Regions from separate parts of the Homo sapiens genome. Here region 1 is linked to region 2. Evidence: read pairs that join two places in POLR2A ChIA-PET (ENCODE). Cell type or tissue: GM12878. All regions are shown on one strand. Each heading gives the region's core, and the rest is flanking DNA. Links, peaks and the distances in the headings are about the cores only. Region 1 overlaps ZNF449 (zinc finger protein 449). Region 2 has its middle 13 kb from the start of SMIM10L2A.

Evidence for each region. Peaks named below come from ENCODE experiments on the same cell type or tissue, not always from the same donor. Only the 100,000 strongest peaks of a DNase experiment are listed, where the experiment ranks them.
Region 1: POLR2A ChIA-PET joins it to region 2 with 8 read pairs; 9 of 35 experiments call an interaction of 5 or more read pairs at or near these places.

Annotation. Positions count from the first base shown.
Region 1 is chrX:135,348,412-135,352,820 of GRCh38, forward strand. It overlaps ZNF449 (zinc finger protein 449), which reads left to right. Exons shown (of 5, transcript NM_152695.6): 3 at 699-903. Among named protein-coding and RNA genes, the nearest start is that of ZNF449, 5.8 kb to the left of the region's middle. In GM12878, for the core only: no CTCF peak of the experiment used is centred there; no DNase peak of the experiment used is centred there.
Region 2 is chrX:135,406,530-135,410,938 of GRCh38, forward strand. No RefSeq gene overlaps it. Among named protein-coding and RNA genes, the nearest start is that of SMIM10L2A, 13 kb to the right of the region's middle. RefSeq lists an enhancer at 2,219-2,721. In GM12878, for the core only: no CTCF peak of the experiment used is centred there; a DNase peak (open chromatin) is centred at 2,422.

The DNA of each region.
Region 1 (4,409 bases), core at 139-4,138, 58 kb before region 2:
TTCTGATAGCCACCACCTGTCAGCATATCCAAAACTCCCCATGGGGACAGTGGCACTGTCTGCCATTCAGAATGACTGTGTAAAGCCTCTTTTCAGAAGTGCCGTGACTGAGAGAGGGCAGTATCTTTGGGAAAAGGGAGCAGGAGCTTCCAGATGGGCATCAGGGATACTCCAGTCTTGTCTATGGGGGTTCTCTGCAGGAGCTGTTAGCTTCAGGGCTCCTGAACAGGAGTCTTCTGAAGTTTTCTGTCTCCCTAGGGTACTTGGGTTGGTGGTTGCCCTTCCTTTCTCTGTCTCCTTGGTTTTGTTTACTATATAAGATTTTATCTTCATGTGGTCTAGACATTTGCTGCTGAATACAGTCACTACTAGTCATGTACAGCTCTTGAGCCCTTGAAATATGGCCAATACAAATTGAGATCTGCTGTAAGTATGAAATACACACCACATGCAGAAGACTTGGTATGAAAAAAGTAGGTGAAATATCTCACTAATAATTGTTCATATTGATTACATGTTGAAATCCTGATTGTTTGCACTGGATTAAGTAACACGTACTATTAAGATTGGCCTTACTTTTTAAAAAATTTATTCATATGGCCACTAGAAAATTTAAAATTACATGCATGATTCTCATACAATTCTACTGGGCACTGTTGGTCTAGACTTGAGAGTGATGGTTCTGGCATTTCCCCCAGGTTGATATGCATGACATGCTCTTGGAAGAACTGGCACCAGTGGGAACGGCACACATACCACCAACCATGCACCTAGAGTCACCTGCACTCCAGGTAATGGGACCTGCCCAGGAGGCCCCAGTAGCAGAGGCATGGATCCCACAGGCAGGGCCACCGGAGCTGAACTATGGTGCTACTGGAGAATGTCAGAACTTTCTGGACCCTGGTAAGGCAAGGGTTTCTCTCCTTTCTTTTGTTTCTGTTTTGAGAGTTCAGGAACTCTCAAGGGTTGGGGTTGGGTTAGAAACACCAATTACTCAATGGAAATTGACCACTCAGATAAAGAAGAGGAAAAAGTCTCTCTGGGAATAGTAGGGAACAAAGCACTTTGGATAGAACCCTGGGATTAGGAACCCTTTAAGCTAATGACCCTGATAAGGAGTCTTTTGATCAAGAATGTTACACAGGAAAACTATGGGAGTTTGGATTCTGGATAAGGACTCATTTCTCAGCCCAATTTTAATCAACAGGAACTGTGATGTGGTGGGCCCCAAGGGCCTCGGTTGCTTTTATGGCATCAGAGCCTTATTCAAACTTAATACTTTAGTAATATAGTCTATTTAGATCCTGTAAGATCAACCACTTACTGCAGTCTAAAGGAAATATCTACCTCATTAAATCAAAACCTATTACAGTGTTTTTCAAACTGTAGTAAGCAGACCATTTGCAGCATGAACACCACAGGTGCATGTTTAGCAAGCTCTGCAGGTGAGTGCTACACACACTAAAGTTTGAGAATCACTGGCCCAGACACCACAGGGATTAGTTCTAGAAGGAGAAAGTCCAAGTGGAGAAAGGCAGCACGATCACATAGTCCAGTTGCTCCTATATTTTATTCCCCTTTGGGGTTTTCTATTTTTTTTTTTTTTTTTTCTGAGACGGGAGTCCTGCTCTGTCGCCCAGGCTGGAGTGCAGTGGCGCAATCTCGGCGCACTGTAACCTCCACCTCCCAGGTTCAAGTGATTCTCCTGCCTCAGCCTCTCAAGTAGCTGGGATCACAGGCATGCACTACCACACGTAGAGACGGGGTTTCACCATGTTGGCCAGGCAGGTCTTTAACTCCTGACCTCAGGTGATCCGCCTGCCTTGGCCTCTCAAAGTGCTGGGATTACAGGCGTGAGCCATTACACCCGGCTTCTCCTTTGGGGTTTTCTTACCCAGTGTTCCCTGTACCTCTTCTACCCCTCACATTAAAGCTTTGGCCCGAGTGTGGCCAGAATCCTCTCCCCGACTCCCCCAGGTACTGTTTCAACATGTTCGCACGTTCAAGAGACTGTTAAATACTGAGACCACAGAAGACACATAAAAAATGAAAATAAGAACTGTCCAAGTTATAAAATATAAATGTCTGATCCATCCATAACTAGCTCAGTACCCAGGATTAGGAACCATGCCCCTTTCCACATCATATTAATATCATTTATTCATTTGTACACTATCTACGAGCACCTTTGAGGAGCCAGACACCATGCCAGACCCTGGGGATTCAGTAGCACACAAGGTTGGAAAGCAGCTCTGGTCATCTTGGAGATTACAGTTCAGTGGACAATTCAGATATGTTAGTAGGACGTTTTGTCCTGTATGTAACAGAAATCTGACAGTAAATGGTATGTTGGGAGGAATAGGATGCCCAGGAGCATGGAGGAGGGCCACCTAACCAGCTTTTGGCTGAGAGGGAAGTCTGGAGGAAGGAGGATCTGGGTTAAAACCTACAGGATGGATCAAAGTGAGCCTGTGGAGTGGTGTACATGGGAAGCGGAGAGGGCTGGGATCAAAAGCAACAACATGTGCAACGTTCTGAAGGCAGAGAGAAGACCTCCTGCTGCAGTGCAAGGGACATAGAAGAGCAGTGGGGCAGGAGTGGCAATAGAAGAGGCTGGAGAGAGAAGCAGGGTCCTGGGTCACGAAGAACTTGCAGCCTCATGGAGAAGTCACACTTGATTATCAGGGAAGTGGGGAACCATTTTGAGGTTCTCCAGTACCAGAATGATACACACAAATTTGCATTTTAGGAGATTATTCTGGCTATAGTAGGAATGGATACATACTACTGAAAGCAGGGACCCCATTTGGGAGGTTGTTGCCATCATTCAGGTGAGAAGATGTTGTTCTAGAGCAAGGGCATGTTGGTGATGATGGAGTGAAAATGTAATTCAAAAGATACTTAGCAGGTGTGAAATATAGAGCTTGGTGATTGGGTGTCAGGGTGATGGAGAAGAAGGGAGTAAGGATGGAATCCAGGTTTCTGGCCATTGAACTGGGTAGATGGTAATGTTATTCACTGACATGACAAACAAAAGAGGAAGATCAGATTCGGTGGGTCAAGTTGAGTTTAGATTTGAACATACAGAGTTTGAGGTGCTTATGGGTCTCCAGCATATTTTTAAATAAAAGTGACAAAAGAGGAAAACTTTACAAGTATGCATATTGTGGTCAAAGCAGAACTATATATTGCCATTTATGTTCCAAGCTTTACATCATCTACATTTCATAGTCTATTGAGGAATTCTAAAAAAAAAAAAAAAAAAAAAAAAAAACAAAACCGGGTTTATGTGTATATGCCTGGAACAAGTAGTAAAACTTAGCTAGTAATATTTTGAAGTATAACTCTTTCTGCATTTGCATTCTGATTCTCCATGTTAATTCGCTCCTTTTGTCAACACTGCAGGTACAAATACCACATAGTAGCAATATTTATCTGGTGTTAATATTTTGCTCTCTAAAGCACATGGAAATCTAGTATATTTAACAAAGGATAGGTAGAATTAATTAATTTAACAGATAAAAATTACAAATTGGAGGACAGGAAATTATCCTTTTCTTATCACCGTTTAAAGTGATATATTATGCTTTGAAAAATGTTGCAAGGCTTATTTTATTATTTAAAGGTTACTTAAACTTTTACTTTAAACAAAAGTATATTTGATGTATTACATGAAATACATTCTATTGTGGACTGAATGGAAAGCACAAGATGCCAGCTGAGTGGAAAAGAAATTCAAAAGTAATGGAAGAAGTCAATTGATTTTATATTAATGTTTGGAACCTATTTCCTATGAGCAAAAAATTAGGTTGTTGAGTATATATGAATTGTGCATATATATTTTTTCATGTAATATAACTGAAAACACATATACACATTCATTGCAAAATAAAAGAGAACTTAAGTGAACAATATAAAGTGACCTAAGGAAGACATAAACTTTAAAACAAAATCCCTTATTTGAATTCATGCTGGACACTTTGATGCCAGAGATAGGCAATAATATTAGAATGTATGCAATCAGAAAGAAAAGAGGCAAGGAGACGCTAGTCTTAAAAACATAAAATATATCATGCTTATCTTTGAAAATATGGAGTTCAAAATTCGTACACCAAAACTGGATTGCATTTTGAGTTGTCAAAGCTTTGGGTTTTTCATTTCAATTGATGAGGTTTCATTTGGAATGTGTGTGAAATGTAAAAGATCACATCTTTTTGGTGATGAAGAATATGAGAGATGAAAATTTAAAGTAAAATACAGGACAAACAAATGCTGTCTAGAAAGCATCAGAAGATTCTTATAACTTAAACTTCTTCAGATTATTCTACTATACCAAAAAATTTACCATAAGCTAATATCTAACCCCCAACTATAGTAATGACATTTCTTGGTGTAGTGAAGCTCTTACG
Region 2 (4,409 bases), core at 320-4,319:
CTGAGGAGGATTAGTAAAAGAGGAAGGAACGCCTCTTTGCAGTTGAGACAAGAGGAAGGCATCTGTCTCCTGCCCGTCCCTGCGCAATGGAATATCTCGGTGTAAAACCCGATTGTATATTCCATCTACTGAGATAGGGGAAAACTGCCTTGGGGCTGGAGGTGGGACATGCGGGCAGCAATACTGCTCTTTAAGGCATTGAGATGTTTATGTGTATACATATCTAAAGCACAGCACTTAATTCTTTACCTTGTTTATGATGCAGAGACCTTTGTTCACGTGTTTACCTGCTGACCTTCTCTCCACTATTATCCTATGACCCTGCCACATCCCCCTCTCCGAGAAACACCCAATAATGATGAATAAATACTAAGGGAACTCAGAGGCCGGCGGGATCCTCCGTGTGCTGAACGCCGGTCCCCTGGGCCCCCTTTTTTCTTTCTCTATACTTTGTCTCTGTGTCTCTTTGTTTTCCAAGTCTCTCGTTCCTCCTAACGAGAAACGCCCACAGGTGTGGAGGGGCAACCCACCCCTTCAAAAAAAAAAAAAAAAACCAAACAAACAACAACAACAAAAAACAGATGTTGAGAGCACAACAAGTAGAAATATACAAATCCACAAATACAAAAGATTATAAGATAAATATCTTAGGAAATGGAGAGAACAACCAGAAATAAAATATCAGGAACCGTATAAAAAATGTAATGCACCTCAATCTCTGAGCACTTTCAACTTTAAGTTTATTCATTTTAGTATCCTGATTCTAACACTCTTTCATTCCCACTGCAAATTCCCATTCATTGATTCTATCACATTTACTCAAACCTGTGACGTCCTCTCTCCTCTCCTTACAGGGCTGAAATTCCATGTTAATCATTGTAATCACCGGGTTGCTGACCATCTCAATTACTGACCCTTGTCTTTCTTGGTCATAGACCATTGACAAAAACACAACTCTGGTCAAACATAAGGCACTGCTTTTCTCTGTACCTGCATTAGGTAGATGAATTTGGAGGGGAACTAACACCAGAATATGCAGACTTGCCACTAATTCACATAGATGAATGCTTTTACTCCTGTCTAAGGTCAAATCTCTAACTTGCACACCAGATCTGAAATCTTACCTTCTCAAGAGCATCACTCCACCAATTCTTCTTTCTCTGACTCTTTAGTCATCTGTTCTTTCTCCTCTTTGCACCAAACTTTTCTTGTCTGCATGTTGTGTCCCCAATTAACTGTTTCTCTTTTTTAAATTTATTTTTGTTTTTCATTTTTTAATTTTTCATTTTTCTATGGAGCCACAAGCATGTAAAATTTAAATATTACACACATTTTGATTTTGTATCCCCAGTTAACTCTTTCTCTGTTTTATTCATTTCTTTTTGTTGTTGTTTTTCATTTATTTTGTTTTCCTTTTTTATTGTTTTTCATTTCTTTTCTATGAAGCCCTCACACATGTAAAATTTAAAATATTAACATCAATAAAAATTGTAAACTTTTTCTCCTGTTTGCCTGTCTTTTGTCAGTTTAATTCACAGGCCCCAAAACAGAACCTGAGAAGATAAAAGCAAAGTTTGTCCTCCCCAACAATATCAATAGAAGTTGAAGCACATTTGACAAATTATAACATTCATTCATGATAAAAAAATTTCAGCAAACCATAAATAAAAAGGAACTTTACCAACTTGATAAAAAGCATCTATAGAAAACCTGCATATAACATCAGGCTTAGGGAAATGCCAGTTAAAACCCAGGAAATACCACTTTACCACCTAAAATGGTTAAAGTAAAGGGACATTAACACATTTTAGTGAGGATGTGGAGAAATTAGAATCCTCATACACTGCTGGTGGAGCAGCCATTTTGGAAAACAGTCTGATAGTTCCCCAAACAGTTAAGCAGAGTTACCATATGACCCCAAAATTCCACTCATATGTATACACCCATGACAAGTAAAACATGTGTACACACAAAAACTTGTATAATAATCATAGTGTCATTAATCACAATAATATAAAAGTGGAAACAACCCATAAGTACATCAACTTATGGATGGATTAATGAAATGTGATATATCCATACAATGGAATATTATTCAGCAATAAAAAGAAATGAAATAATGATACATGCTGCAACATGGATGAAATTTGAAAGCAGTATGCTAAGTAAAAGAAGCCAGACACAAAGGACAACATATGGTATGATTCTACTTGCACAAAAAATCCACAATAGGCAAATCTATAAAGAAAAAAGATTTATGGTTACCTAGGGCTGAGTTTACCAAAGAGAACCAGGGAAAGAAACAGTAAAGAAGATTTCTCCTGGGATCAGAACAAACCTCAAAGACTTTCGCTAAAAACCACATTTCCAAAGGGACTGAAATTTAAATGGATCAGGCTACAGAACAATGTATACTCTAAGGCATTGTGAAAACAAAGAGCTCTATCAGCAGGCAATTAGTGAGCCTAAAAAGGTGTGATCATAGAAAAAGATAGTCAAAGATAGCCCTACTAAAACCACTGTCATCTCAGGATGACTGTGCACATGCTGAAGTTCATGTGCACATGCTCAAGTTCAAGAACAACATCAGGGGCTTTCTGCTAGGGGGTGGGGGACAACTTCAATAAAATAGTCTAGCCAAGTCACTAAACAAACAAGCAAGCAACACCAACAGTAAGTCCACAGGAGATCAATATTCAGTGTTACTACAATATATTATCTAAAATGTCTAGTTTTCTACATAGCATAACATAACAAGGAGGGTGATGTCAGTGAAAATGGCAGAGTAACAACCACCAAAATTTCTCTCCTCCAAAATATCAACAAGGATAATGGCAATAATAGTTAGAATCAACATTTTCAGAACTATAGACATAACCCAAAGGCTTATAGCTAGCCAGAAAATATTTATTCAAGAAAACATGGCTGAATCAATAAAAATAGCAAGCTTTATGGCATTTTAACTTGCCCTAGTTCCATTCTCCACTCTCTAGCTCTGGCGCAACTTAAGAAACTAATGGGTCGTGTTGAAAGTGAAGCCTGACAGCTGACAGAGTTGCAGAACAGAGCTGGAGCTCTTACAAAGCTTAATTCCCAAAGAATTGTCATTATTTGACCCATCTGTTGGCTCTCTGGAAGATCTCACTCGCAAGACTCCTTGTTTTTGAACTGACTTGAGGTTCACTTAGTACAAAAAGCTTTTTCTCTAGTGACATTTGTAAGGGATGTTTTATAATGATAAAAGTGTCAATCCATCAGGAAGATAAATTATAAAAGCAATTTTATTTCTATTCACTAACAATGTATCATTGGAACATGAAATTAAGAAAACAATTCCATTTATAATAGCATCACAAAGAAGAATATACTTAGGAATAAGTTTAACAGAAATGCAAGAACAAAGTTGAAATAATTACACTACCTGATTTCAAGCTGCAGCAATCAAGATAGTGTAGTATTGCTTTAAGACTAGACAAAATTGTTCAATAAGGAAAAGAAAGTCTTTTCAACAAACGCTGCTGAGATAACTAGATTTTTAAAAATATACATTTAAACAATGAAATGAACACTGTCTCCTATCTCATGCCATAAACAAGCATTATTTTGAAATAGGTAACAGACCAGAATACTAAGCAAAAACTATAAGACTTCTAGAATAATACATGGGATAAGGTTTTGGTAACTTTGGGACAGGCACAGTTTTATTACATAGGACCAAAAGACATGAACCATAAAGAAAATACTGATAAACGTCATCAAAGTTAAAATCTTCTCCTCTTTGAAATACAACATTGCAAAAATTAAAAGGCAAGTCACAGACCGAAAAAACTATTTGCAAAACGTATATCCAACAAAGGCTTTGTATCTTAAACATATAAAGACCTCTTATAATTCAATACACAAACAACCTAATTGTTAAAGGGAATAAAAGATTTAAATGGACATTTTACAAGAAAATACATGTTGAATGGCAAAATATGTAAAGATACTCAGCATCATTAGTCATAACATAAATGCAAAGAAAATAACAAGTTACCACTATGCGTCCATTATGATGGCTAAAATTAAAAAGACTCACTGCCAAGTGTTGCTATTAAATGTCTTATAGTTGGAAACAAGTAATTAATTACGGCCCACTTTCAATGCTGGAGATGGCTCAAAGGAATAATACCAGGAGGTAGGGATCACTGTGGGCAATCTTAAAGGTTCCCTACCACAACAAATACATGGGTAAACAAATTGTGGTGTATTTCTACAATAGAATACTCCTTAACAATAAAAAGGAACTAAATATTCATACATGCAACAACATGATTGTATTTCAAAAATGTTATTCTTAGTCGAAGAGGCCAAACATAAATGAGTTCATTCTGTATGATTCCATTGGAAACCAAAGGGTTAAGCTGGTT